Regions from separate parts of the Homo sapiens genome. Here region 1 is linked to region 2. Evidence: chromatin loops called from intact Hi-C (ENCODE). Cell type or tissue: sigmoid colon. All regions are shown on one strand. Links, peaks and the distances in the headings refer to the core of each region. The heading gives the core; the rest is flanking DNA. Region 1 overlaps SMOC2 (SPARC related modular calcium binding 2). Region 2 overlaps SMOC2 (SPARC related modular calcium binding 2).

The links. A loop is a pair of places that touch in the nucleus more often than their neighbours do. Peaks named below come from ENCODE experiments on the same cell type or tissue, not always from the same donor. Only the 100,000 strongest peaks of a DNase experiment are listed, where the experiment ranks them.
Region 1: a loop joins it to region 2, with 2.3 times the contacts of the local background. A loop is called at or near these places in 3 of 110 quality-filtered maps.

What each region holds. Positions count from the first base shown.
Region 1 is chr6:168,572,835-168,577,220 of GRCh38, reverse strand. The region is part of intron 7 of SMOC2 (SPARC related modular calcium binding 2); the gene reads right to left. Among named protein-coding and RNA genes, the nearest start is that of SMOC2, 130 kb to the right of the region's middle. In sigmoid colon, for the core only: no CTCF peak of the experiment used is centred there; DNase peaks (open chromatin) are centred at 2,150 and 2,906; H3K4me3 peaks cover 1,354 bases.
Region 2 is chr6:168,625,977-168,630,362 of GRCh38, reverse strand. The region is part of intron 9 of SMOC2 (SPARC related modular calcium binding 2); the gene reads right to left. Among named protein-coding and RNA genes, the nearest start is that of SMOC2, 190 kb to the right of the region's middle. In sigmoid colon, for the core only: no CTCF peak of the experiment used is centred there; a DNase peak (open chromatin) is centred at 2,402.

The sequences.
Region 1 (4,386 bases), core at 274-4,273, 53 kb after region 2:
AGGCATCCTGGTCCAGCAGAGTCTTACAGAGATGAGAGGAAAGCATGTTTAGATGGCGTCCTGGTCCAGCAGAGTCTTACAGAGATGAGAAGAAAGCATGTTTAGATGGAATAAGTCATCCTGGTGGAACTTTGGTTTTAAGATGTTTTTGAAACGTGCATAGTTTTCAACAGGCAAGGGGCCATTTCAAAACAGCAAGTGTCACCCAAGACTCAGTGGCTGGAATTCACCTTCCAGGGATTCCTTCTGGGAAAATCTCCAGGATGGGCCCTTCTTTCTCCAGGTATAAAGGAAATCTCATGCGTGCTTGAGGGGAAAAATCTAAATGCCTGCGTGTAGATGTCTGTGACTGAGGAGCAAAGTGCTCAATTTAAGCATGTAAACTAGATTTAGGGATGTGTGTTCACATCGACGATGAGTCTCTGACGGGTGATCCCTGAACACGATCACGACACTGCCAGAAAACCTTCCTTCTACTTTGCTTCTGCCTTGTTTCCTCAGGGAAACCTTCCCTCATTCCTTCCACCCCAAGGACTCGGATCACCTGAGGATCCCACTGCACTTAGAGCTCCTTGTGGTTGGGGGTTCCATGGAGCGAGGCCCGCCGGTTTGCCTGTGATGCGTCCATTTGGTGTCCCTGCTGTTAGACCAGCCATTCTCAGAGCGAGGTCTGAAGGGACCCCCAGGGCTCCCTAAGGTCCTCACAGGAGATCCGTGGGGTCGGAACCACTTTTATAGACTGCTAAGGTGTTCTCTGGCCTTGCACTCTGGAAGCGTGTGAGCCTAGGTGATCTGCGATGTCAGCCATCTGCTGCCCGACTGGACGTGCCTCAGATCACAACGTGCTTAGTGCAAACATGTTCACTGATGTCAGTAGATACAGCCCATGATTACAAGAGCTTTTTGGGGTCCTTGATGAGTTATAACAGCACAAAAGAATTTTTATATCAAAAAAGTGTGGGAGCTGCTGAATTAGACCATAAACTTGAGCTATTTGAGAATAAGGGTTGTGTGTTATGTATTTACCTGTTTGAATGAGCAGAGTTGAGGAAACCTACACAGGGCTGACTGGTGCACCTGCCCAGCATGGCCTCACCCAGTCTTCACCGCTTGGCACAACTAAATCTGAGCAACCACAACCTGACCAAGGCTAGGGTAGGGAGGGGACAACCAGGTTTCAGACCCAGGCCACCAGGCTCCAAAGTCCTGCCTCTAACCCCAGCCACCCTGCCTCTGTGTCTCATGGCGGGCTGCCTCCTGCCAGCATGTGGCCGACAGGCAGGGGTGCACTGGCCTTCACCTGGGTGCTTGGGAGGGCACCCAAGTCAGTAAAGTCACAATGGTGGAGGATGATCCTGAGAGAGGAACTGAGTGATGATCAAGGAAGTCGGTCATCTTCACCGCAGAGCCGAGACAGTCTGGAGCAGCCACTGGAATTGGCTGGTGTCCTGTCATGTCCCTGAATAAGACAGAGCCAGGGGTATAGCTGGGGCCGGGAGCCTGGCGCAAGTCCGTTAGCTGCAGCAGTGTGGGTGCTATTTAGCATGATTTATTTTTTGGATGTTTTTGGCTGGTTCAAATGGCTCTGCCTGTGTTCTGCATCCCACAGTAAAGACAGACCCTTCGCATGGCTCCGCCTTCAAACTTCACAGAAATACCCACCCCCTGCGAGGAGCTCCCCGTCTTCTGCATCGGGGAACTGAAGGGAAGTTCTGCTGTGTCCACGCTCCTCATTCTGGCTGTTTGCAGGGTCCCCACACCCTGCTCACAGGGGCTCCCCACCCACTACAGTAAAGCGCTATCTATGCATTTATCTTCCCAACAATATTTTACTAGATATGCTAGGAGAGTAAGAGATTTATCCTTATAGGGCTTAGAAAGAAGTCGGGGGGAATCTAAGGAGGGAAAAAATATTCTGCAGGAAACATCCGAAATGCATGTTGAGTGCTCACTTTATAACCTACTGTCATTTTAAGCCACAGAAGAACAGCCTGAAATGTTCAGCAGCAAAAGCGAGCCACTCGGTGCTGAGCTCTTCCCTGTGAGAATTAACACTGGGAGGGGTGTGGCTCCTAAAGGCAGGCCCAGTCCACGCCCGCCCAGCGCTTCGCACAAACCTTTCCCCACAGACACACTTCCTCCCGCCTCCCAGACCAAGGGTGCTGCTAAGCTGGCAGGCCTTCCTGACAAAGACAGAATACCTAAAGAGACTTCTTGGCAGGAGTGTTCGAGTGGAGCAGAGTCTAAATGTTTAGCTTTTGCAGATCAGCAGCACCACAGGAAGCAGCCCCCGCACCCCGGCACGAAGTCACCTAATAAGGCAACATTTTGTTCTGGTTCATGCAAAGGGCGGTGGCCGGCCCCCATGTCACCCTCTGTGCCTAAGTGGTGCTTTTGTTTTGACTTGGAGAAAGGAGGGCCCTCCTGGCTGTCTGAAGTGAGACCAGCATGGAATGTGCCGGTCTTCAGGGAGGTCGGGAAGGACAGAGCGCCGAGTCCGGCAGTTCGGGATGGGTCTGCACCTCATCCTGTGCTGTCACCCACCGGACCCCCTACACACACGGCACAGGAATCCCCCCTGACTCAGGCAGAATTGCTCAGGCCCTTCAGGAGAAATCCGAGCTCTAAACACATCTGCAGACGTTCCAGGCAAACCTCCCTCCTCACCTTTCTCCAGAGCTGCTCTTGCACCCTTTACCTCTGTGATGTGACTTGTTTCAGAATATTCTCCAACTCCCCAAGGCCCGGCGGGAAGGTTCACTCTCCCAGGGATTTCCAGGGCTTCAGGCGACCTCTCCCCTGTGCTGCCCACAGGATCTGCGCCGTGTTCTCCAAGCTCGTTCCTAAGGACGGGGGCTTCCTCCCGGCCTGCTGCCTCAGCCCTGTTCCAGGATGGCTGCTGACCTGCCCTATGGAGGCCCGGCCTGCAGGGTCCTGGAGCAGCCTTCGACCTACCCGCCCTGCCCATGAGCATGCTCAGGGCCTGGCCCCCCTCCCAGCGCTGCCACACCACTCCCATCTTCCTGGTGCTGGATGACAGGTGCCCATGCACTGCTCAGTCCCTGAAGGAGGGTCTCTATCCACAGAGATCACATGTGCAGGGAAAAGACAGCTGCAGGAAATATTGAGTGCGCTTGTTTCCAGCCTCTTTTCCTCGTCTTCTAGGGTGGGCAAGACATTCTTCCCAGTCAGCCCCTGTGGTGGGCGCAAGGCCCGGGTCCACCCATCCCTCCCCCTCCAGAGAAGGGCACGTGCCCCTTATGGCCAGAGAGCACATCCTACCCCACTGGCCACAGCGACTGGTTCAGGGGTGGACGTGTGACCCAAGACAGTCACTGGAGATAAGATCTGGGACTTCTATTTTAAAACAAAAACAAAAAGCCTCCACTGGATCGTTAGTGGGATGGACAATGAAACCTGTGGGCCCCCACGTCGGGGGCACCTGCCTGAGAATGAGGCTGGTGAGATGAGCCTGCAGGGTGGGGAGGCGGGGTCCTGCTGGGGAGACAGGGTCCTGAGGCTGTGGTGTGAAGCGGATACCAGGGCACGCAGGGGCCACGGAGTTCCCAGGAAGATTGCCTGCCCCATGCATGCTGCTCTCTGCCCTGTCGCAGGCGCTCGCTGCCTGCACGTGTGTGGGCAGAGGCTACTCCAGCCTCTGCGCCTCCTCCCAGGCTGGACACACAGACACAGAGGGACCAGCAGCACCAGCAGCAGGCTCGCCTGGGAGCCCGAGCAGAGCTGCCTTTCAGCCAAGTCCCCAGGGAGCACGCAGCCCTGGTCCCAGCACCCGGAGATGCGGGCAGGAAATGAACATCGCGTTCAGGGACCACGCAGCCCTGGTCCCAGCACCCGGGGATGTGGGAAGGAAATGAGCATCGCGTCCAAGGAGCACGCAGCCCTGGTCCCGGCACCCGGGGATGCGGGGAGGAAGTGAACATCGCATTCAGGGACCACGCAGCCCTGGTCCCAGCACCCGGGGATGTGGGAAGGAAATGAGCATCGCGTCCAAGGAGCACGCAGCCCTGGTCCCGGCACCCGGGGATGCGGGGAGGAAGTGAACATCGCATTCAGGGACCACGCAGCCCTGGTCCCAGCACCCGGGGATGTGGGAAGGAAATGAGCATCGCGTCCAAGGAGCACGCAGCCCTGGTCCCCGCACCCGGGGATGCGGGGAGGAAATGAACATCGCGTTCAGGGACCACGCAGCCCTGGTCCCAGCACCCGGGGATGTGGGGAGGAAATGAGCATCGCGTCCAAGGAGCACGCAGCCCTGGTCCCGGCACCAGGGGATGCGGGGAGGAAGTGAACATCGCGTTCAGGGACCACGCAGCCCTGGTCCCAGCACCCGGAGATGCGGGCAGGAAATGAACATCGCGTTCAGGG
Region 2 (4,386 bases), core at 211-4,210:
AGACAGGCATAAGAAATTATAAAAGTATTAATTTGGGGAACTAACAAATGTCCATAAAATCTTCACAATCCACGTTCTTCTGCCATGGCTTCAGCCGGTCCCTCCGTTTGGGGTCCCTGACTTCCCGCAACAGGACAGGCTTCTGTTGTTGAGTTTAGGGAATCAAATCAAGCTAAGAGGGCCTGTCTTCTTTCTACCTCACACATCTTTAACAAGAAGTGGCCACGGAGGGAGAGCATTGGTGTGGCACCCTGAGTTGGAGATGAACGAGACGCTGCAACCATCTCAAGGTTTCTTCAGATGCCCCACGACAGGACAGGCAGCCCCAGAACCCTGAGAAATGAGGGTTCCCCTGAAGAATGGGGCAGGAGCTCACAGCACAGTGGTGCTTCCCCAGGATGGCCTCCACCAAGCCACCCACCCCGGTGTTTCAAGCAAAAGAATAAGCTTTGAAAGGGAATGTAAGTAAGATGGCAAAAGGATTTACCAAGTCAGCTTCATAAACACCAGAAATGCTTACACTTCAGCGGAGCTTTAAAAATATACTATTCTATTAAACTGAGGACCAGTGATGGGAACTCTGCATGGAGACAGCTCTGGGACCAGCTTCCCCACACACATTCATCTGTTCACAGAGTCAGCTGCCCACTCAGTCCACATCTGCTTAATTAAAGGCCTGAACAGTCCATTTCATTCCTTGATGACTCTCAGCTTCCCCAGGCTGTACTTGAGGAGGGTGTTTTTAAACAGAAAAGGTGATACCTAGCTACAGGGATTCCTTCTGGTGGAAACTCTGGACAAATGATTTGCGGACAGTAATCCCAGCTGGATTAAAATTTCCCAGATGACAAGAGACCACCTGAATTAAATCCCTGGGGTCCAGAGCTCAGGCAGCCCGGCACCCAATCAGCCTGTCCTGTGGCGACAGGTGCCCTGCCTGGGACCTGGAGCCTTTGACAGCCAGCAGCACTGGGAGAGCAGCAGGCCTGTTGGAAGAGGTCGATGAATGGGGTTTCTGGGGGACCGCCCTATCTTGATCCCTTCCCATGTGGGAAGAATCAAAAGACAGCACTGAGGGCACTTGGGGGCGATGAGGACCTGTCGGAGACCCTGAAGCCAAGGCTTGCACCTTGCAGCTTGAGTGAGGGAACAACAGTGTGGTGGCTCCTTCTGGAGAACCAGTGGTGTCACACATTGTGTGCACAAAACTCCAGGAACAGCAAAGGCAGGAGCACAGCTGCTCCAGTGACTGCGAAGCCTCCTCTCGGAGCTCGAGGCAGCAAGCAGGGCTGTCAAGGGCAAGTTTTCCCCAGAGAAGAGAGAGCTGAAAAGAGGCCGTGAGTCCCCCTCGCCTGCCTGCCAGCCAACGCGGAGGGTGGAACCCCTGCGCAGCCCATGTCCCGGGCCCCCTGCCCTTCCCTCTCAGGGACCGGACTGCCCTCCACCCACGCCTCCGTGACCGGCCCAAGGTCGGAAACTGTGTGTTCCGAGAAGAGTGGTCTCTGCAGCAGTGAATGGCCTGGTTAAAGTTCATTCTCCGGCGGGGCACCACGCTCAAAGGCAGGGCCAAGGGACTGAAGGAAAGGCCTTCAGAGGCAGGCATCTACGGAGAGCAGGTAGTGCCTTCAGCACAGTCCCATCTACTGTACCACGCACAGTTTAGTAATCTTGCAGCAGGTCCTCCAGAATCCATGTTGAATAGGCAGACAAGAGTGAGACGTGGGGACTTAGGAGAAGGAATTGGTCAAATAAAAGTATAATTTATGTTGGATACATGCTGCGAGTTTTGCATTTTCCAATTTAGACTATTTCTCCAAATTACATACTCCTGTTTCCTAATGTGGAAGCTGTGTTTAGTATCTACTACAGAGTGTCCGGAGACCTGGCCCACAGTCTTTTAAACAGACTGTCACAAACCATCACTGTAACAGCAAACAGAAATCCAGTTCCATTTTGGAACGAAGTGTTTCACTTAAAGCTCAGTGTTTACTTATATTTTTTCAGGTGATATTAATTTATGGCAGCATGATGTTCTCCAGCCCTCGGTTTTTATTTGGGAGGTAGCCACACAGAGGACAACGGGATGTTACTGTTTTGTTTTCAAGAAAGTGTATGTCTCGACGAGGCCCTTTGTTTTGTCAAGCTAAAATATCAACAGAAAGTGAGGCTCTCCAAAGTGTGTTTATCTGGGAATCAACAAAGAAGTGCAACCCCAGAATCCGTGAGCCATGGCAAACCTAGGGGGCCACAGGCGCGCCCAGGGAGGCCAAGGAAGGCAAGGGCTTGTGGGGTGAGGAAGGTGGTTGTGAAACATGCCTCCTTGACAAGGATGGATGGCAAGAGTGGCGTTAGTCCAGGGTTCAACGGGCAGTCACTGGCTGATGTCCACACAGAAGGCTTCTCCGTGGGAGCCTGCAGTGCCTTTGTGCAAGGCTGTGGTTTTCCCCACTGGTGTGTGTGAGGGCCCCTCCTGTGGGCCTTTCTCCTCCGCTTAGCTGGGCTTGGCAGAAGTGACTCCATTTGAATTCTGACAATTTTCAGTTTCCAGTGGAGGCACAGTTTGAAAGGATCCCTTGCACGTGCCCTCACAGCTGTGCAGTACAGTCCACCCCTGTGCAGGCTGATTACAACTACATCTCAGGGCACAGTGGCTCCTACTGTATACTGAGTTCTTGCTGCCTGTCCCTGAGATGAGGACCACAGGCTCAGAGCTAAAGGCCATTTTGAATCTACCAGTGACAAAGCAATATATCACTCCATTGAATGGAAGTTTATAATTGATTTCTTGTTTGAATTGGATCACATTGAGCAACTACCAGAGTCACTGGATTTTGTAGTTCTCAGTTGTTTTCTCATTAAGGAACACATCATTTTTCTTCCTGACATCCTGCCCGCAGAGAGTAATACAGACAAGAAAAAGAGGGAAATCTAATAAAAATTAAAAGCTCAGCATGGAGCAAGCAATCAGGAGATAAAATACCAATTCCTGATATTAAAACAAGAGAGAAATCTTCCCTGTGCCTCTAACATAACAGCTAACAGTGCACTCACCTAAATCTCAACAAACAATATCACACTTTCCAAAGGGCAATTTTTATAAGGTGCTTCAATTATCAGCCTTTGGCATAACCCTGCAGTCAGCAGACTCAGTCTTACTAGAGGAGAAATGGGTGTCTATAATACACTCAGCTCACGGCTAACCCAAAGTCAACATGCTGGCCTATCAGGAGCTGGGGGTGTGTTTCATGGTAATTTTCTATACATATTTTTCTTGGGCTAGATTTTTACAAATATCTAGCTCCTCCAAGGTTATGGGGCCTGGAGTGTGTCTCTTCTCTGAAGCTGGTTAAATGAGAAGCTCCTTGTCTTGAGAATCACATAAACTAAGACTCCTATAATCAAACACAGCAGGTAGAAGAATGACTCTCCCGGCAGGTCCAGGCCAACCCAGGCCAACTCAGGCAACAGAGAACTGGGCTGTCAGGGCCCCGGGTCTCTATCACCACATTTTCAGCCTACAAACAATTCAAGCAGGTGTAGCCCAACATCTCCTTCAGCCGTTACCTAAAATTCTGGTAAAGACCCCTGGAATCTGAGTGATGCCACTTCCTGGCGCACTCTCCAAGATACACAGGCCGTTAAACACAGGCCTAGGTAACAGAACGCGTTAAGTTGCCACGCACTTTTGCTAAATGATGTTTGGCTTTAGAGTGACCTATAGCCCTTCCTTTGGGTGATAATCAGAGAGTAGAGCCCATTGCCTTTTGTGGCCCACAGTGATGCAGAGGAGACACAGGCTGTAGCAGAATGTGGAGTGTCGCGGCGGAACCCCAGTGCCTCAGGCCTGTCTGCGGAATCGCCACGGCCAGGTGTTCCTGTTAACTGCATGGATTCTGATTTCTTCATAAAACATAGAGAAAAATGCAGCTGTCTCCCCTTCTCTGGACGACCTCAAGTAATCCGAGCTGTGCCTGCAGAAATCTCGCACACATCGTCAATTATTCCTGACGAGGAAAAACAGACGCTGGCAACAGAATTCAGATTTTTCCACCTTCTTTCCTCACACCCCAAGCCACAGTGGTGAAGACTTTGCTTCTGCACAGGGAGCAGAAACGGGGGCGCGGACTTGAGTCTGTGCGAGGAGTGAGACAGGTCTGTCTCGCATAACCTAAAAGTAAAAAGAATTAATTCCTCCACAATGTAGATTGTCTTTTCCTAAGCAGTGTAAGGAACTTGCCTCCTTCACGTGGCAAGACCTCTGCTTCACGTGGGGGCTACTTGAATAATTTCTCCAGTGACTGAGGAAACAGGTGCTGGCCTCTTAGCTTTCTTAGAAAGGCAGCTCTCGTCTTAACCATTGCCTTGCTCACTGCAGAATAGGGGAGC